Regions from separate parts of the Homo sapiens genome. Here regions 1, 3 and 4 are each linked to region 2. Evidence: chromatin loops called from intact Hi-C (ENCODE). Cell type or tissue: GM12878. All regions are shown on one strand.

The links. Peaks named below come from ENCODE experiments on the same cell type or tissue, not always from the same donor. Only the 100,000 strongest peaks of a DNase experiment are listed, where the experiment ranks them.
Region 1: a loop joins it to region 2, with 2.7 times the contacts of the local background. A loop is called at or near these places in 4 of 110 quality-filtered maps.
Region 3: a loop joins it to region 2, with 4 times the contacts of the local background. A loop is called at or near these places in 11 of 110 quality-filtered maps.
Region 4: a loop joins it to region 2, with 7 times the contacts of the local background. A loop is called at or near these places in 20 of 110 quality-filtered maps.

What each region holds. Positions count from the first base shown.
Region 1 is chr7:50,117,946-50,122,945 of GRCh38, reverse strand. All of the region lies in intron 2 of SPMIP7 (sperm microtubule inner protein 7), which reads right to left. Among named protein-coding and RNA genes, the nearest start is that of SPMIP7, 25 kb to the right of the region's middle. In GM12878, a CTCF peak has its summit at 2,937 (motif pointing left); a DNase peak (open chromatin) is centred at 1,494.
Region 2 is chr7:50,367,366-50,372,365 of GRCh38, reverse strand. All of the region lies in intron 3 of IKZF1 (IKAROS family zinc finger 1), which reads right to left. Among named protein-coding and RNA genes, the nearest start is that of IKZF1, 65 kb to the right of the region's middle. In GM12878, a CTCF peak has its summit at 2,740 (motif pointing right); a DNase peak (open chromatin) is centred at 2,855; H3K27ac peaks cover 1,573 bases.
Region 3 is chr7:50,415,122-50,420,121 of GRCh38, reverse strand. No RefSeq gene overlaps it. Among named protein-coding and RNA genes, the nearest start is that of FIGNL1, 33 kb to the left of the region's middle. RefSeq lists an enhancer at 3,444-3,523. In GM12878, a CTCF peak has its summit at 1,894 (motif pointing right); DNase peaks (open chromatin) are centred at 1,901 and 3,381; H3K4me3 peaks cover 228 bases; H3K27ac peaks cover 621 bases.
Region 4 is chr7:50,139,362-50,144,361 of GRCh38, reverse strand. It overlaps SPMIP7 (sperm microtubule inner protein 7), which reads right to left. Exons shown (of 9, transcript NM_001161834.3): 6 at 4,181-4,222; 7 at 2,974-3,081. Among named protein-coding and RNA genes, the nearest start is that of SPMIP7, 46 kb to the right of the region's middle. In GM12878, a CTCF peak has its summit at 1,879 (motif pointing left); a DNase peak (open chromatin) is centred at 1,801.

The DNA.
Region 1 (5,000 bases), 250 kb after region 2:
TATTTCTCCACATCCTCTCCAGCACCTGTTGTTTCCTGACTTTTTAATGATTGCCATTCTAACTAGTGTGAAATGGTATCTCATTGTGGTTTTGATTTGCATTTGTCTGATGGCCAGTGATGATGAGCATTTTTTCATGTGTTTTTTGGCTGCATAAATGTCTTCTTTTGAGAAGTGTCTGTTCATGTCCTTTGCCCACTTTTTGATGGGGCTGTTTGTTTTTTTCTTGTAAATTTGTTTGAGTTCATTGTAGATTCTGGATATTAGCCCTTTGTCAGATGAGTAGGTTGCAAAAATTTTCTCCCATTTTGTAGGTTGCCTGTTCACTCTGATGGTAGTTTCTTTTGCTGTGCAGAAGCTCTTTAGTTTAATTAGATCCCATTTGTCAATTTTGGCTTTTGTTGCCATTGCTTTTAGTGTTTTAGACATGAAGTCCTTGCCCATGCCTATGTCCTGAATGGTAATGCCTAGGTTTTCTTCTAGGGTTTTTATGGTTTTAGGTCTAACGTTTAAGTCTTTAATCCATCTTGAATTGATTTTTGTATAAGGTGTAAGGAAGGGATCCAGTTTCAGCTTTCTACATATGGCTAGCCAGTTTTCCCAGCACCATTTATTAAATAGGGAATCCTTTCCCCATTGCTTGTTTTTCTCAGGTTTGTCAAAGATCAGATAGTTGTAGATATGCGGCGTTATTTCTGAGGGCTCTTATATTAGTTTATCACATGCTTTCATCTCTTACTCTACAGTTGTCATACATACATTCAGAGGACAATGTTATACTTTTATTTAAAACAATCATATGAACCTTAAAAGGAAAAAAGTAATATTTTATTAGGCAGGATTTCTTTTAATGTACACTTGTTGGCAATAAATTTCCCTCATTTCCTTTACTTGAATTTTTTAAATCATTTTAATATATTCATATTTAACCTCCAAATATATCCATGTTCAAATCCCTGGAACCTGTGAATGTTACTATTAAAAAGAAAAGCCAGGTGTGGTGGCTCATGCCTGTAATCCCAGCACTTTGGGAGGTCGAGGCCGGAGGATCATCTGAGGTCAGGAGTTCAAGGCCAGCCTGGTCAACATGGTGAAACTCCATCTCTACAAGAAAAAAAACAAAAATTAGCTGGGCATGATGGCAAGTGCCTGTAATCCTAGCTACTCAGGAGGCTGAGGCAGGAGAATTGCTTGAACCTGGGAGGCGGAGGTTGCAGTGAGCTGAGATCATGCCATTGCACTCCAGCCTGGGTGACACAGTGAGACGCCATCTCAAAAAAAGAAAAGAAAAAAAAAAGAACCTTTAATTAAATTGAACAGTGTTTAACTGGGCAGAAAAAAAAGATTCGTGAAAAAGGTAGCACTCAACACAAAAGCAGTTCAGAGAGTTCCACTACAAAATGTGGGCAGGGAATATTTATAGCCAGAAAACAGAAGTGACATACAAAAATAGTCTACATGGTTACAGTTCTGTGTTTGCCTTAGTTTAACATCTTTTGCTGGTTTGCAGCCTGTGATTGGCTGAAAGCTTGGCTGCTATGATTGGCTGCAACACAGCTGCATGTTCTAAGAATTTACTCACAAGTTGTTAGGTTGCAGTTGGTTCACCTATAATTTAGATTACAGTTTATTACATACGTAGGTTAGTTTCAGGCCAAATGTAATTTAATTTAACAATTATTCTCTTTTGCTCAGCCACTCAATTTTAAGAGATTGACCAAAACCTTGGCACTGATACTCCTTTCTGTCACCTTCATAATGGACTTGTTTGATCTCTATATAAATTCACAATTCATTATATGAAATTAGTTGGATGATTATGCTTTCCTCGTGTTTTTTTACTCTAACTGTAATGAGATCTTTTGATGTACAAAGGATGGCTACGTATGAGCATTTATAATTCTTAAGGGATATAACACAGGAGGGAGGCCACTATAATGGCTATTGGGAGGATAATATAAAGAAAGTGAAGTACACTATGCAACAGGAATCTCTGCGAACCAAACTCATCAGAACAAACAATTCAAAATTCAGGCAATAAAGACAATTCATCAGTATTTAAGTCTTAGTGGTCATAGTCTGTGTTTGGGGTGGAGTGGCAATTAAGAACCATAGTGTGCTGTAAAATGGTCTGATTTAAAGAGATATCTATTTTTGTAGTTAGCCTGGTAATATCAATCATAGTAATCTGTACATGATTAAATGAAACACAGAGATGAGAAAAATCTTAGACTAGCCAGCCTTGCCATCCACCATTTAGGACGCCTGCAAACCAGCTGTTAGCTACTCCCATAATCACGTCATGTGTTTCTTTCCCCTGAGAAATGTCCCTGGTGCATTCGGTGGCAGTGTTTACAGGAATTGCAGTGTTGGCTACCTTTTAAATTAAGCTTTCTGTAGTAGTAAAACCAGCGTGAAGGTAAGTGCAGCATTCAGTTCTGTTTAGCACCATGGGCAAGACCCCAACATAAGCCAAGAAGAGATCTAACACCGTACAGTGTTCCATTAAGTGTTTTTGCTGAACATGACCTTTTTTTATCCCCCTTCAGGAGAGTGGCTTCTTCCCATTTAAACCCTGGAAAATATAATTGGCTACAAATTTCAAGATTTTTTCCCAATTTATGGATTACCTTCAAGTTCCATACAACTGGCACCATCTACCAACAAGAGTGAGCATCCAGGAACCTCGTTAGAAACTTTTCTCAGTGGAAATTAACTTATCTTCATTCCACTTTAAGGTTAGTATGAATTTTGGTTATTGATCACTTTGGCCTTTGATTATGGAAGGTATTATGGAAACTTTCAGAGAAAGCTATTTGGAAGACAGGAGTGAGCCAGGCCCATTAGCAAGATATGAACCAGCAAGCAGAACACAGTAAACAAATTCTCCTCAGACCCAATGTGTCTGCAGGCCCCCAGGAGCTGGAAAAGAGGGCCACCTGGTGGCATGTGAGCAGAGGCCAGTTACACTTTTTCACCCATAGGCCTACATAGCGCGTGAGCCAGGTTCAGCGAGTAATTTATTTTCTGTGTGTGGTCCCTTTATAGCATGCTGGAAGGATGCATAACAGTATTCAGTGGAACGAGACCTTACTGGATTTAGTCCAGCGACATCATACAAGCAATTACTTGTACCCTCATAAGTGATCCCCAAATCTTGAGTATTCAATGCTCGGAAGCACAACATACCTTTTGTAGGCATCACTTTGATAGGTTTTTTATATTTAGTAGCCATTCTGTTATTAACTGGAAAGGTCAGAGTATTGTTTTCAATAAGCATAGGAAAGCAAGTAGCAGTCATGTCTAGAATATCAATTTCTACTCCTCCTTTGAGGTTTTAGCATGACTGTCACTGGTAACACAGACAGGCAGTGGCATTAGTGGAATCGTTTCCTGATTTGGGGGCATTAGCTACAAATTTAACAATTGTTTTGGTTTCTTACTGGAGCATAAGCCTTTGCTAAAGCCATCCACAAATTACAGTCCATGGCTTTTCCTGTAAAGAAAGGGAACGATTAGGATGGCAGAAATAGGAAAAAGAGGAAAAAGGATAAGGTTTTCAGTTTTCATGATGTCAGAAAAGTCTTGATCTATGGCGTTAGGATAGCTGTTAATGTCTAGGATGGCATCTGCTTCTGGGGAAAAGTTTTCCTGGTCAGGTTTACCTTCAATTCTCAAACAGGTATACATTTCCAGGAGCTTGGAGGGGCCCTTTTGAGCTTTAACATGTGAACCCAAGGTTTAAGCCTTTGATATTTTACTGCAGCGTGGGTGGCAAGTAGAACTTGGTATGGTCTCTTCCAATAGGGAGAGGACCATGGGTTCAATGAGGTCTCTGATGTCATTTTCAGAAGATCCAATCTCCAGGTTCTGGGTTTTGAAAGGTCTGGTTGTTCTCAGTCTGTGGGTCATGGAAGATCTCCTTCACCTGGTGAAAATACACTATGACATAATGCATTAAAGCCTGCAGTATTTAGTCATATCAGAGTTTAGGATAATGGAAGATACACGAGGTTCTATTATTAAGGGCATATGCCTTCCAGGAACTATTCCATAAGGAGTCAATCGATGTTTTCCACTGGGGGTGGATTTGATTACCATTAAAGCCGAGGTAATATTACCTCAGTAATGATTACCATTAAAGCCAGCGCAATCAAATTGATTCAGTTAACTTTGCCAATTTCAGCTGTAAAATGCCATTTGTCTTTTGACCTTTCCAGAAGACTAAGGGTAATAGGGACAATGGTGATGCCATTGGGTGCATAAGCTTATTCGACTGTTTCTAAATTGTCCAGTGAAATAGGTTCCTCTGTTGCTGGAGATTTCTCCAGGGATGCTCCATAAAGGAAATACTTTTTAAATAACTTCTTAGCTACCATCATAAGATCAGCTTTCTCAGATGGGAAAGCTTCTATCCAGCCAGATAACATGTAAATATACAGATATCCCACTGAAAATGACAATTGAATAAAGTCCGGTAGTGAAAATACACCACCTGAAGTTTTTATTGTTTTCACAGGATTATGAGTTTGACAAACCAAACATTGGTTATGAACCATTTTATCAATTTGATAACAGTTACCCCACCAGTATTTGTTCATAATTTGGATCATGCTGTCTGTTACATGATGAGTTGTAGAGTGAAGAGCTTTGTGGAGTGCAAAACTTTTAACAGTGGAAGCTTCAAGGACTCAGGAAGTACCAGAAGGAAGTATTAGGCACCCATCTGAGAGCTCTTTGAGTTCAGGTTTAACACTGAATTTACAGGCATTCGGATACCAATTTTGTTTTTCCAAATCAGGCACATTTCACAGTTTGTTAAATAGGTCAACATAGGGGAGTTGACTTGGATCAATCTTACAGAGTTTATTCAAATTGTGTATCCTAACAGTTTCAGCACTAGTTGATTTAGCATAGAAATCTGCCAGGGAATTCCTTTGATACTCAGGTTTAGTTTTACAGCTATGATCTTCAATCTTAATAATGGCAGTTCGTGATGA
Region 2 (5,000 bases):
GGCAGGATTTGGTGGGAAGGGAACAGAGTGGGCAACACCGTCACCACGGGGCGCGTAAGATTCAAGCAGTGCGTGGATTTCCCGTAAATGGGGTTAAGCTCCTCTTTTCTTTGCGGAAAAATGCAAAGTGGGTGCTGGTTACATAGACAAGATCAGGAGACTTCTGTCCACCCAAGGAGGCTGTCCATGAAAACGGGGGTCTCTTATCCAGCTAGGAGGAGAATACAAGCAACTTGCTTACTGTTTTCATAGATGACAGAAATCAGGGCTTGAAACTATCTTCATAAGTTGCAACTACAGATTGTATCTCAAAATCTGAAATCTATTAGTCATAAATGTAAGGACCTGTGAAATTAAAATATAGATTTTAAAAACACAAGCCCAGGATGAGAGTGTCTTGGCTTCCCATGTAAGTGTGAAAAAGGTTTCTGGGGTTTTCCCTGAAGGTATGCTCAATCAGAGATGTGGACAGAAAAAAGAAAAACAGAAGGGGTGACAGCGTCCTGTAGTCACTGAAATCTGGAATCTTCTGTACCAGCCAGGCTGTACGCACGCCTCCTTTCAAAAGGGCAGCATAGGCTGGTGCAGGTTTGGAAGAGTCAGTCACTGGGGACTGAAACTAATTCCTGCGAGCAAGGTTGGTGGCACAGGATGCACACTTCCTCAGCTTGGCCCCTGAGGGTGGAGAAGGTGCCGAGGAGAGGCAAGTGGGAGATGAGGGCAAGAAGTGGTTCTTCTGAGAGAGGGGTTTCCAGTGATGGAAGGTGTCCACACACAGGGCAGAGAAGCAAGCCCTGGAGGCTGATGGGAACCCTGATGGCAGGTTCCTGCCACCTGTAGTTGTGTGACAGCCTCCACCAATATGCCTCCCATTCAAGGAGTGAGGAGTTCAGGGCCTTTGTCCCACAGACCTTTTCCTTTACCTAGAAGAAAAGAACAAGTGGGTGTTGGCCTGTTGATGGCAGTGAACACATGCAGTTGTGACGGAGGCTCTGCGAGAATGTGAGTTTTGTTGGCCCTTCATTTTGAAATCCATCCTCCTGAAGAAGGCAATGACACCAGCTGATACTTCCACTAATGAAGGAGGAGGTTGGGAAGGAATGACTGGCACTTACTGAAGCTGAGCACCTCCTGGCAGCTCCATAATACCCCGGAACCCATCCCAAGGGATATGCAAGGCTCCTGCTGAATTCTGTTGAAAATGCCATATGAGAAATCCCTTCAGTTTCTTAACAACTGCCACTCCTTAAATGGTGCTGATCATACCTGCCCTAGAATCAATTCCATGAACCCGCCTGCCCGATTTGCAGGCATTGTGCTTGGTTCAACCCCATGGATGCTGTCTCTATGGAACATTTGCCAGGGCCCGAGTTGCCTGGCCGTGCCCTTCTGTGAGTTCCTAAATCGCTCACTCCTTCCTCTGTTACTCGGAGCTGGAACTGCTTAGCTGTGGTATTGCTTCAGTGAAATGGTACATCTCCCTGAAGATAGGAAAGATAGTTATAAATATTTTGTAACCCCCCACCCCATTACTTAGAAAAATGTCAAACTCAGTAAGGTGCTGAATTGAACTGATTAAATATAGAACATGAAATGGAGACTGGTCCTCTCTTTCTCCGGAACACTCTGGCTCATGCCCACCGTGGGCTCTTTCATTGACTGAGAGATAATGGACAAGAGCCCAATTTTATTACTCAATAAATGTGACAATAAATATGAAGAGTGGATGTTTTCAAACTCCTAGTCAAAAGCTGCTTTCCTTCCCAGATGCTATTTAAAGTTGGGAAAAATTAAAATCTCATTGACCTATCTTGGAGGGCTTCTATGTTATTGGCACCCAACAGTACTAAGAGAGACCCCACACCCCTGTATGGAAGGTGGACTTTGGTAGATAGACAAGTTTGGATTGAAGAATCTGGAGAATCCAAGGAACTCAGATGCCAAGAGGAGCCAAGAGGCCTGAATCTGTGCCAGGCACTGTATGTGCTCATGGATAATTAAACATTTTTTAATGCATAGGTATAATGTACACTGTTAGTCCCCACCTGACCAATGAATTAAGCTTCCTCTTCATTTCCCTTTCCTTTTTAGAATGTGTCTTCATATTTACTGAAAAAGTAAATGTTTGGTACTCAGAACGCATTTTTCCATTGAAAAGATAGTCCGAAGTAGTCACTCTAGTGTGAGTTTAGGCCATGTAAGCTTGAAATGCTCAATATTTTACTTGAAAAATGGTACAGAAATATTCTTGCAACACTGGTGACTAGCAAGTAAAAATCAAATGAAATGGAAATATTTAAGATATATCTTGAATCACGGTAATTAAATGAAAATTTGAGGTGAAGAGAAGATATATATATAGATATTTTTGTGTTGCCTCTAAAAGAGATTTATAAAACTTTTAAGCGTTTTAAAGTTCATGGAACCATTTATTATAACTTAATATCATTTAAAATGTAGAAGGTTGTTTTCGTCCCACTAGGGTATATTATTAGAAAATACTTTTTTCGTTATTTGCAATTTAAGGCCTTTAAATGGAATGAAGTCAGGGAGAGAAAAGAAAGGCAGAAGAGTAAACAGATAAAGAGAATAAAAAAAAGAGCAATAGGCATTTTCTTTCCTCCAGCAACTACGGACACAAACTGGAATAAGGACAGTAGAGGGGGTGAAAGGGGTTGTTTTTAATTTTCAAGAAGAAAAGAGGTGTTGAGGGCAAAGGGGGCAATTCTTCATCATGACCACAAGGTGGTGATATTGGCCCAGAACAGTTTGGTTGCTGTTTTGCGGGGGAAGGCATCAAGACCAAGTAGCCGCTTGTGTGAGAAGATAGTCACAATTCCAACACTGGGGAGAGTGGGAGAGAAAGAGAGACACCAATACCTTATGGACACATTTGCATAAATATAGACAGAAAGCATATCCAAGTGTATATCATCTCTTTTATAAAAACTGTAACTATCATAACATTAACACATCTTCACATGCAGCGATTCTTACAGACTGAAGGCTTCACTGAAGGGTCTGCTTCAACATATGCTCTGGCTGACACCTTCCTCAGACTTCACAGAAACATGTTTTAGGATGCATTAGCTTACTCTCAAGTGCATTTGACTTCTCAAAATACTTCAACAATATGATTCTTCAAATCAATATCATTTCTCTGTCCAATACCATAATGTTTTATATGTTCATATAAGCTCACGTGTAAACAAATACACATATATAAGCATTTACAAGTACATACATATACATCTCAAAAAGTAGGTATCAAGCTATTGCTTTAAAGTGGAATCAAAGGAATATCAGTAAAAGAAAGATTTCTGTAACTTCTATAGGCTGGAAAAGTAGCCAATCTAGTTTGTGAGCAAAAAGATGTACTTTGATACTGTTAAATTCCTTAGACACCAGATAGTTTTTGATAACCAGGATGTCAGACACCTGTCTTTAACTGTTACTGGCACTGTTCAAATTAGAGCCTATAATTATAATTGTCACAGTGTTAACAAATGCGACCTGTTTTCTGATGTTGCTTTATAGTATTAGAGGATTTACTAATACAGGTCCTAAGGGGATTATCAACTTGTATGGCTTTAAATATTCAGCTCTCTATACATTTTCAAAAGCACTCTCTGTTCTTTAAAGTACTCATTTGAGGATGTTACCCAAATATATTTATCATTTATCAGCTCAATATCTAAAAAAGAAAAATGAAATTCACATCTGTTTTTGGTTTAACAGCTCAGATCAGAGAAGGTCCTGCGGGCACCAAGCAGGAACAGTACGTTGGCTCCAGCAGCGATGCACCACAGAATAACGGCCTGGAGGCCTGCAATTTTCTCTTCTCAGTTCTGAAATTAATACTCCAGAACCACAGATGAAGAGCATATCTCCTTCTCCTGTCCCACAAAATTGTAAAAATTATCTTGAAACCATGTTCAGTTCTTTGTTGGTGACAGAAAATATGGCCATTTTATCCTCACACTCAATAAAAAGGATTACAGGAGTAATCTCAAAGCTGTCCAGCAGCATCTGCGAAGTAACAATCCCATCAGTGCTACTGTGACTCCAACCCTTACTGTTACTCCACTGCCATGCTCCCAGGACACCGCACAACTGCCTAGACCTTCGTTTTGCACTTTATGGTATAAATACCCAAAAATGATATGGTAGGTGTCTAACGAATAGAACAGTGAATATTTAATGTATCTCGGGGGTTGATGAAGGAACATGCACGTACGATATTTACATGATAGGAGATGAAGGCATGCTTTTGTTTTCCAGAAGCAAGGCATATACTTACGAGAGAAAGATTTGGGAATTATTGCATGGAAATCCCTAAAGTCATCAGCCCCATATGTAACTGCAATAAAGAAGGCAAAAAGAAAGCTGGGTTGTGATACCAGGAGAGAGTATAGTCAGAGTTTAACAGAAAGCATTACTTTTTTTTAAAAAAGAACGTTTTATTACTCAAAACCACTGTTCAGCTACTCATCTGCTATTGCTGGCCCTTCTATAGGCAACAGAAAAGTAATTACTCATGAACAGGACCACAATCCCCTCAGGTGTCAACTCACAGCATTATATCCCATAAAGTGGTTTGGAGCAATTACTGATGGGTTCAACATCTTAGAGGGTGCAGCCCCAAACATTCTAGAACTGTGAGAAACCATTCAGCAGCTCCAGTCCAAACACTCGGCTCCTCGCAGAGCATCTCCTGGGACAGCACGTATCTCCACAAAAGTGCGTGTTTCTTAATGAGCTGATTGCATCGCAAATGTTCTTCATTCAGCTTTTTCTTAGGAAGTGTTCATAGAAAATTAGAAAATGCAGCACATTGGGTGGGGGAAAAATTCCTGTTTTCCCCAACCAACAAAAGAGCTACCCCTTTTGGTGATTAGTCCTTATCTGCTGCTTTCATAAATGCTATCACTGCCTCAAATCTTCAGGTTTCTATTCTCTTTCACAGGACAGTTTCCCAGCATGTTCCTTTCTCTTAAGAT
Region 3 (5,000 bases), 48 kb before region 2:
ATTCAAAAATAATCTCAAAGAATTTCTAAACTGAAGTGAGCCATAATTCAAACATTAACTAAATACAATTAAGAGTAAAAGGCTACCCCAGATGTGCTCTGACTGGCACAACATCTGTGAGTCCAGATTGGCTGCCTACCCTGGCTTCATGGCTGTGTACCCCAGCTTCTGAGGGTTCTCCTGAGATGTTCAGGCCTTGCAGAGTCAGCTCTGAAGGCCTCCTGGGGATCTGGCAACATTCTCCGTAAAGCTCTCAAGTCAAGTGCAGTTTCAAAATGATTTCATCCCAGTCAGATACCTAAATTTTTAAAGCAGCTTTGTTGAGGTATAATTGAGACACAATAAACTCTACCTGTTTAAATTTGATAAATTTTAACAAATATATACACAGATAAAACCATCACCACAATGAAAATAAAATCCACATGCATAACCCCCAAATTCCTTTGTGTCCTTTGGAAATTCTCTTCTCCCACCTATGGCTCTTCCCCCAACCCAGGCAACTACTGAACTGCTTTCTTGACCTAGACAATAGTTTTCATCTATTAGTATTTTATATAAAGAATCTTTTTTGTCTGGCTTCTTTAATGGAACATAATTATTTTGAAGTTCATTCATGTCATTTTATGCATCAGTATTCATTCCTTTTCACTGATGAGTAGTGTCCCATTGCATTGATGTGTCATGGTTTTTATCCATCCATGTTGATCGATATTTGGGTTGTCTCTGGTTTTTGGCTATCACGAATAAAACTGGTATCAACAGTGCTGAATGATTTGCTTGAATTTAGTTGCCTATTCAAAGATACAAGTGATTCATCACAAGAGAAGTAAAGGCTTCTGGTGGAAGATGCCTTGTTTCACGGAGAGAGAACAGGAAAAGAAAAGCGTGTGGAAGAGGGGTGCGGTCTAGAGACTGTGAGGAATGCCTGTCTTCCCCTCAGTTGTGTCCTCGCCACAGTGCTGCTCCTGGACCTCCCTGTCTGAAAGCTGAGCCCAACTCACTTCTAAGTGAGTCAATTTTGATAAGTAGATGACAAGATCTAAGTAGCACTGAGGGTGTGGGAGTGAATGGGAGGCTGAGGGGCCCAGGGAAGGGAGCTGCCTTTTTCCAAGACGTCCATGTGCTGGGCCTTATGTCATTCCTATGCCATCTCATTGCATATTCGCAGCCTCCTTTTAAAGCCGAGATTATTATCGTCTAACTTCATAGGCAAACATGAGGGCTTGCAGACAGTAAATAACATGCCCAAGCCCACCTGACTCACAATTTGCAGGTCTGGAATTTGAGCCCAGGTCTCTTGGCTTCCAGGGCTGTTTTCTTTCCTCCACCCTCTCCAGGACGGCCTCTCAAGCTGTGGCACGTGCAGGTGGCAGACAGCAGCGACAGCCACGGTTAAGAGGCCAGCGGGGGAGAAAAAGTGCATTCTGAGCTGGGTTCTTAGCACATGCAGGGTTCTTACACCCCTTGTTCAGGCCTGGGCGAAGCTCAACTGAGACAGGGAGGGTCCACATGCCAGAGTAGGACAGGAGCATCCATCCAGGCCAGAAGGGTTCTGGGCCACAGAGTGATGGTCTCTGTACAGCCCCTCTGGTGTGGGAGATATCCCTGCCCTGCATGTTAGCAGGGTTTATGCAAGAATTGATGTGAGTAGGTGCAATAGCTGATTTTAAGGATAATTTTGAAGTCAAGCCCTAAGCAAAGAATCAACCTGGGTGGCAGCCCCTGTGTCTACCCTTAACTTGGTAAGTGACCTGGGCAAGTTCCCTGCTGGCCCTGGGCTCAGCTTCTCCCTCTCCCCACGAGGAGCTGGGCTAGGCCTGCAGGGGCCAGTGGTGCAGCGCCTCCTCCCTGGAAATGGCATTGGTTAACTACATCCATTCTGGCCAGCCTTGCGTTCCTTCACCACTAGGTGGAGGGCATCTCTTAGGTTTCCCCACTGCTCCCTGAAGGCCTTGGAGGCGGTCTTAGCCATCCCTCCATGAAAACCACCTTAAATTTTGACAGCTTTTTAAGGAATTCCAACTTAGATGTTAGGAAATATTCAGTCAATTCATTTGCCCAAAAGCTCAAATTTTGAGTTTCTTCACTTTCTATTTTCCTATTTCAATATATTGTACTTTTTAAAAAAACTTTTATACTAAATAAATTGAACTTTAAAAATGTTCTGGCCTGTATTTATTACTTGGGAGATTTCCAGCAGAATTGCTTTACTGATGCTTGCCTCTATGTGAAAAGTGCTTTTGATCTCTTTTAAGTGAACTGTTCTCTCTTGCTTCAACCAGACACAATGAAATAGTGGAGATGTGGGAGAGAGGTAAGGACTCGTTCTTTCAGCTGACATGTTTTTGAGAATTCTGTTACCCCCAAGGGTATTCATAAGGCCTCAGCACAGAGCAAACTATTCTCACAATCATGCCTGATAATGAATTGATCACCTTGGGCATTTACCAAGTGCTCTCTTCACATCTCTTATCTCATCGAATCCTTCCTACTCCTCTTACAATGAGCATTTTTTAGTCTCTGCTTTTATAGAAGAAGCAGGCGAGGCTATTATTGGCCATATAGATTCCCCACCTGCACCACAACATACACAAACTATCCAAGCATAGTTTGGAATTAGGAAAGGGACTTGACCTTATTTAAGTGTCCGTGAGTATAGGAGTGGTCAGACTTTCTCAAATCCTGCATCTAGCAGTAGGGACCCAGAGAAGCCTGCCTCATTCAGGTGGCTGTGTTGGCTGGCATGGTTATGGGGGCCATGCAGGGACATCCCCAGCCTTCAGATGGAACCTTCCAGAGCTGTGTCTTGCCTGTGCCTAGAGTCCAGTGGAGGCCAGCACCCCTCCACTGAAAAAAGAATCTGAAGACTTCAGCCAGGCTGACTTGCCCTGGGGTTGCTTTTCAAGTGGAGGTACAAGGACAGAATCAGCTACAGAGAGAGGGAACCTGGAAAAGCAAATGACTTCCAGAAGCCCCGGAATCTGCACAGTGTGTGAATGTGTGGAAATAGCAGCTTTCACAAGGAACATTTCTCTAACTGCAAAGGAAATTAGGCAAGCAGTTTATTTAGGAGAAGCAGAAGCAAGAGGAAAGTGATTTGCCTTTTTTTCCTCTTTTTCTCCTGAGAGGAGGATGATCCTGCAACAATCTACCAGCAGGGCGTAGTGAGTCCTTCCCTATTTGCTGGAAATCCCACCCTCCTGCTATTGCACGTCTCGGTTTCTGTTTTGTAGGTTGCTACTGGCAGGAGGGGACTGGAAGTCACAGAAACCCAAAGGGCTCAGACTCATGAGAGACAGAGTGTGGAGCTAGGAGATCCCAAGCATGTCTCGGCATACAGGGAAGAGAGCCAGCATGTCAGCCCACACCTTGAAAGGGACCAGTGTGCCTGCTTGAGAAAAAGCACATGTCCTCAGGCAAGTGACATTTCCCTCTCAGGCAGAGTGAAGGGCCAGGTCGAAAAAGAAGAAGTGAAAGTTGCTGCATGCTTCGAATACTGAAGGCAGCCTTCAGGATTTAGTACCCCAGGGAAGACTTCTTTGGGGAAGCTGGGAATGAATGGTTTACTTGGAGAGGGAATTGAATCTTTTCTGGGCACCCCCCTCACCTTGTGCCAGGCACTGTGCTAGACCTTGGGGAGCTCCAGGGAGCAAGGCAGGTACTGGCATGTCATCAGCACTTCCCGACAGAGCCTTCTACAACAATGGAAACGTCTGCTTCCACATTTGTGCTGTCCAATATGGTGGGTACAGTCACATCTGCTGATAGAACACCTGGAATATGGCTAGTACAACTGAAGGGCTGAAGTTTCAATTCTATTTCATTATAATGTAAATTGAAATAGCCATGTGTGGCTAGTAGCTACTCTGTGGAAAAGCACTATTCCACGTAGACCCTTGATGTGGGGAAAGAAAGAAACACACTGTGCTGCAGGTTCTGGCGTCATGATGTTCCTTCCAGGTGTGAAATGGTTGCTCGGTTTCTCTGAGAAGACAATCAGGAAGTAGGATCGCTGGGTGCATCTGGGAGGTGTGCCTTTCCAATGACTACATTTACTCTCTCACACACTTAGTAGAGCCTGCAGGGGTTGTGTGTACCTCGTGTGTATCAGTGACCAAGTACTCCTTAGGATGACAGAGTGTTTTCTTTTTTGGTTGCTCAGCATCATCCTGCTCTTTATGAGTTACGGCTCACATTATCAGGAGCCTGAGCTGCTCCCAGGGCACTAGGGGCTGGTGAGAGGTGTGGTATCCAGCAGCTGGGGGACCTCAGTGAGGGGTTGGCCTGGCCCCATTCTTCTCTCTAAGGTGTGGGGATAACGACTCCTCTATTCCTTTTCTCTACGTGTCGGGCCCATAAAAATCCTCATTCCATGACTGTGCTGGTGTCCACTGTGGGGAATGCTCTGTTCATCTGTGCAGTGGGAAAGCTAGTTAGCTCCTGGGTCCGGAGCCCTTCTGAAGGAAGGCCTGGCAGTGAGAAAGGCTTTCCTTTTTGGTTGACATTGGAAATGCTGGAGATGGCTGGCTGCTTCAGTGCAGCAGCTTTCTGCCCTCTCAGATCCTAGGGAAGAAAAGAAGTTGCACATTCCTCATACCCTGGTCTGCAGCCGTTCTTCATATTAAAGAATATTTAAACGAACAGAAAAGCTGCCATCAGGGATATGAAGTGAGGGATTATGACTATTTCACAAACATTTACTCCACACCTACTGTGTGCTGTTAGGTTAAGCATTAAGCCTTCTGGGGCCTGCTAATGCTGCAAGGCTTTGTTGTTACTGGCAGATTTATAAATGTGCTTTTAAAGCATGGAGATTGTCAAGAACAGGAAAGATTTAATTTTATCCCAAGATTGGGCTAAGGATTTTGTGCAGTATAGAACAGGGTCTGTGGAGGAGATTCTTTTGACATCACTGAGACTTGCTTTACCCAGGAAGGTGACATCTTGTGCTGTGTAACTGTTTGATACCTGGCTAAGACTTTGAAAATAATCACTAC
Region 4 (5,000 bases), 230 kb after region 2:
TATATGTTGCACACATTCATAAATGCATGAGGGGAAGAGTCTAAAAAGAAATCAAACTTTTAATATTGGGATTGAAAATGAAAGAGATATTTTACTTTCTACACTTCAAAAATATCTGAATTATTTTCATAATGAACACTTTTGGAAAAAAGTTATTTGTGGAGCTTCAATGTTACTATTAAAGGTGAGCATAAATACTGAGCATAACCATTGGCTCACCAAACCTCTGTAAATTCACATAACACTTCAAGAAAATGATAGCCATAAGTTTAAGAACTTTTTAAGAATGTTTACATATTCTGACCCCAGAATCCTTTTGAAGGAATGTCACTTAAGTAAATAATTTCAAATCAAGAAAGAGTCATATAAAGAATATGGAAACAATTTACATATGTAACCTAAGTGAATGAGGCAGTTACAGTACATCTACACAAATAGAAGCTATGATAAGCTCATAAAAACATGTACCCATAATTATGTGGTAATGTTATAGTGGTAAAAATGTTCTGTGTAGTGTGATCATAGCTATGTAAATATACAAAAGCAAGATTAGAAGTGTGTATGACAGATGGAAATATGCCAAAATGTTAATAATGGTTATGAATAAGAGTTTGGTTATATTGTCATTGTTATTAATATTTCTATACTTTTTCTTTAATGATCAGATTCAGTTCTACAATAAAAATAAAAACTACTATTTTTAAGCTATTAGCACAATCACTACCAATATAAAAAACACAGAGCATGTCAGATGACTTAGTAACCATAAAACAAAATCAACTAATGAAGGAAATTTTTAAAACTTTTGCCCTGTAGAAAAATTGGTGATTCCAATGCTGAAGCCACTTGAACTAGAGAGTAAATGGCCTTGACCCTTGCCTGAAATACGGTTTTTGGGCCGGGTGTGGTGGCTGACACCTTAATCCCAGCACTTTGGGAGGCCGAGGCAGGCGGATCACTTGAGGTCAGGAGTTTCAGACCAGCCTGGCCAACATGGCGAAACCCCCATCTCTACTAAAAATACAAAAAATTAGCCAGGCATGGTGGTGTGCACCTGTAATTCCTGCTACTCAGGAGGCTGATGCAGGAGAATCACTTGAACCCGGGAGGCAGAGGTTGCAGTGAGCCGAGATCACGCCACTGCACTTCAGCCTGGGTGACAGAGTGAGACTCTTGTCTCAAAAAAAAAAAAAAAAAAAAAATGGCTTTCACTGAAAAGGCAGGGGTATAGCAGTGTTTCCCAGCCATGATTAAGTGCCACCAATCATTAAAAAGGACCCTAAAGATACTATCATAAAGCCATTTCTCTTCAAGAAACTTTAAGATGAAAAAAATTCAAGAAGAGACATATTTGCTTTCAATAGGATGGCTCTCTGTACCTTACTTGGCACAAAGTAGGCGCATGTGCTCCTATGCAAATGACATCATATTGTTTATATTCTCCTGTACTTTGCTTTGTAGCTCAAGCAGTATTGTGGAAACTACATAATAATTTGTTTAGAGATTCATATGTATGTATCAAAACTAGAAAGAAAAGTAAGCAAAAGAAAGGCATAAAGTCTAATGAGTATAGCTTCTGAGCTGGGGAAGCAGAAGGCATGGGCAATGAGATTGGGGCCACACACATGGCTGAAAAGATTTGAGTAAGATTCTGTATGTTACTAGGTGGGGGATACACAGGAGTTTACTTACGTTATTTGATATGTTATATGTGACACTATATCTTTCTGTGTCTATAAATATTTTATAAATAAAAATGAAAAACATTTCTTTGTGTTAACAGGTTAAGATTCCGTTAAAAATTGAAAGCGAATCAAAAGAAGAAACTTTGCAACCTTGGAGGCCCTCTAGTGCCCAAATCAGGTAAGTACAGTTAATATCTTCAATTCTTTTATATGATTCGCTCAAAATATCATTTGCTTAAAAACAGAAATTAACAGCAAGATGAGGCAGGAATGCTATATGCCCAAATTTATTGAAGTTAAGTGGTTCATTTTTACACCAAATCTTTAAAATGTTGCCATACTGCTCTTCACTCTCTTTGAAGAAATGACCCCAAATAATATGTTTTGATTCTTTAGAAAGAATATTTCATACAACATTTCAAAATTTAGATATACGTATCAAAGAAGAAACAATCCTAAATTGTTGTGCCTGAATATTTTAAATTAGCTTTCTTCCTATATCCTTCCTTTAGATTTTTAGAATTATTATGTGTAGTAGCAATGATTTCCTTGCAGAATGTATGGAAGAATCCAGCCCACTGACTCCTTCCTCAGGACGAAGCACAGCACGACAGCCTTCAAGTTCCTATGTGTAAAAGTGATTCCTCTCGGCTGGGCGCGGTGGTTCACTCCTGTAATCCCAGCACTTTGGGAAGCCGAGGCGGGCGGATCACAGGGTCAGGAGATCGAGACCATCCTGGCTAACACAGTGAAACCCCCTCTCTACTAAAAATAGAAAAAATTAGCAGGGCGTGATGGCAGGCGCCTGTAGTCCCAGCTACTGGGAGGATGAGGCAGGAGAATGGCGTGAATCCAGGAGGCGGTGTCTGCAGTGAGCCGAGATTGCACCACCGCACTCCAGCCTGGGCGACTGAGCGAGACTCCGTCTCAAAAAAAAAAAAAAAAAAAAGTGATTCCTCTCTGTTAGTGATCTGCCGCGTCTCAGATACTTTACAAACATTATTGATCCCCCCACGATCACCTTGCTTGGTGGCATTTTTTTTCTCACAAGTTTCAGATGAAGAAACTGAAGTCACAGAGATAAAGTGACTTGCTCAAGGGCCCCAAGTGAGTCAATCCCCAAAATCTCCTTTGTGACAAACCACATTTCTTTTAGGAAGCAGGTATCTTTCTTCTTCAGCAATGTTCAATAAAAGCCACGTTTAAATTCCTTCATTTATGGTAAAGTCCATCATCATGTTTCATCCTTAGTAATAAAACAAGTGAAATAATCATGAATGGAACTCACCGACTTGTGTTTGTATAAAGAGGCTTAGAGTACCGCTGCTTGGCTAGCGATGCGATGTCTCCCAAGGGGTTGTCAACATCATCAGCATTTGTAGACTGCACATGACCACTGTTAGAATGGAAAGGAAAGAAGGCATATATTTCTGTATAAGAAACATAGAAGAAACCATTGAACAGTATTCTAACTTCCAAAGGAAATTTATTTGCCAAAGTAGATCAAAGGCTCAAAATGCAAAATGTAAAGCATAATGATAGAACAATTTTCCTTAAAAAATATAAAGATAATTTTCTCTTCTTCAGAATGAGCGGTGGCATGCTCCTTGATCTTAAGTTTGAGCCAGAGTGACAGTAAGGGCTGTTTTGTGTTTCTGAACAAAGAAGCGGGCTGTTCCTGCAGCCCCAGCACAACTCCTTTGGAGACCGGCTGGAGGCTGGGCAAGGAAGAGGCTGGTGTGTGCCAGAGATTATAAGGCTCCTGGTGAATGGAAACCCTCACAGGTGCAGAGGAGCTTGGGCAACAAGCCACGTGCCCCTGGGCCTGAGAGAAAGTTGAGAGGCTGAGTTAATGCCAATCAGAGAGTTTCAAGGACTTCTGGGGCCACTGGTAGAAACACTAGTCAACTGCAGAACTGAAGAGGCCGAGTAATGAGAGGGGTGGGCCAGGACTAAAGGTCCAGATCCCTCCTCCATATTCTTGGATCTACTTTGTTTTGTTTCAAGGTTCTTCTTCCATCTAAAAACCAGGAGAAGACCCCAACTGGCAGATAATGTACTTTTTTTTGCCATCCATGGAAAGCCGGCATTAAATGTAGAAATTAAGAGGTGATATTTCCATGCTGTTAATGAGCATCTCATCCCTTCTGCAATTATAACAGTTTTTGTGATTCATAACACTCAATAGTGGTAGCATCCAAGGTATTTTATTTCAAAAGGTAATGTATTTGGAAAAACAGAAAAATACCACTCTTTCTCTCTTTCTTTCCTTCCTTCCTTCTTTGTTTCTTTCTTTTCTTTCTTTCTTTCATCAAAATCAAACCTTAGATGGGACTTCTGACATTAAACAGGCACTGTGTGCCACACAAACATTAGAAATGTGTTACAATATATAAGTTGTCTTAAAAAGTGAATACAACATGCGTGAGCTGAAAGCAACTACAACCAAAATATAAATCTAAAATTTTTTTACAAGACTGAGAAACATTACTTACGTATAGAGAGGAATATATTTACTTCTAGAACTTGAACTCACACTTCAAAAAAGAGAAGAGAGGCAACTGGGTTATTTATATTAAGTTAATAAACATCAAATTATTACAGTATTTCTCTAATTAAGACAAAAGCCTTCACAGATATCTCATAGGAATTGTCCTTTAAAGGTTTGTGATTTTAAACAGAGACTATTTAAGGATGTAGTTTGCTTTCTCCAGAATGTCAAATAAATGGAATCATATAATAAATTTTTGGGTCTGGCTGCTTTCAAAATGTATTTCAGATTCATTTATATTGTTGTGTGTTGTGTTTGTTCTTTTTCATTGCTGAGTAGTATTCCATTGTATGGGCATACTCTAGTATCTTTATCTATTTACCTGCTGAAGGGCATCTTGGTTGTTTCTGGGTTTTGGAGATCATGAATAAAGCTGTTATAAACGTTCACATATAGGTCTTTGTGTGAGCTCTTGGAAGGAACATTTACGTACAGGAGGCTTCCACTGTGAATAGTATGCTGAAGAATTCTGAGATGTGGCAGTGCTGACTAACCCACATAGCTTTTCATTTGCCAGCTGACTTATAATCAACAAATTAAGTGGATCTATGTAAACTGGAATAAAAAAATTATCATCTCCCTGAGCTATTTGCCATTTTACCACATGATATGTAAATTAAAAATACCAATATACCAATAAAGTTTTAGAACTAACATTCACATGTTAAGAATTAGTAGAAAAAAATTACATTTTAAAAAATGTATTCAAATGGAATTATCATCAACTTCAGCTTGCTATATGAACAAGAATCTTTTTTTTTCTT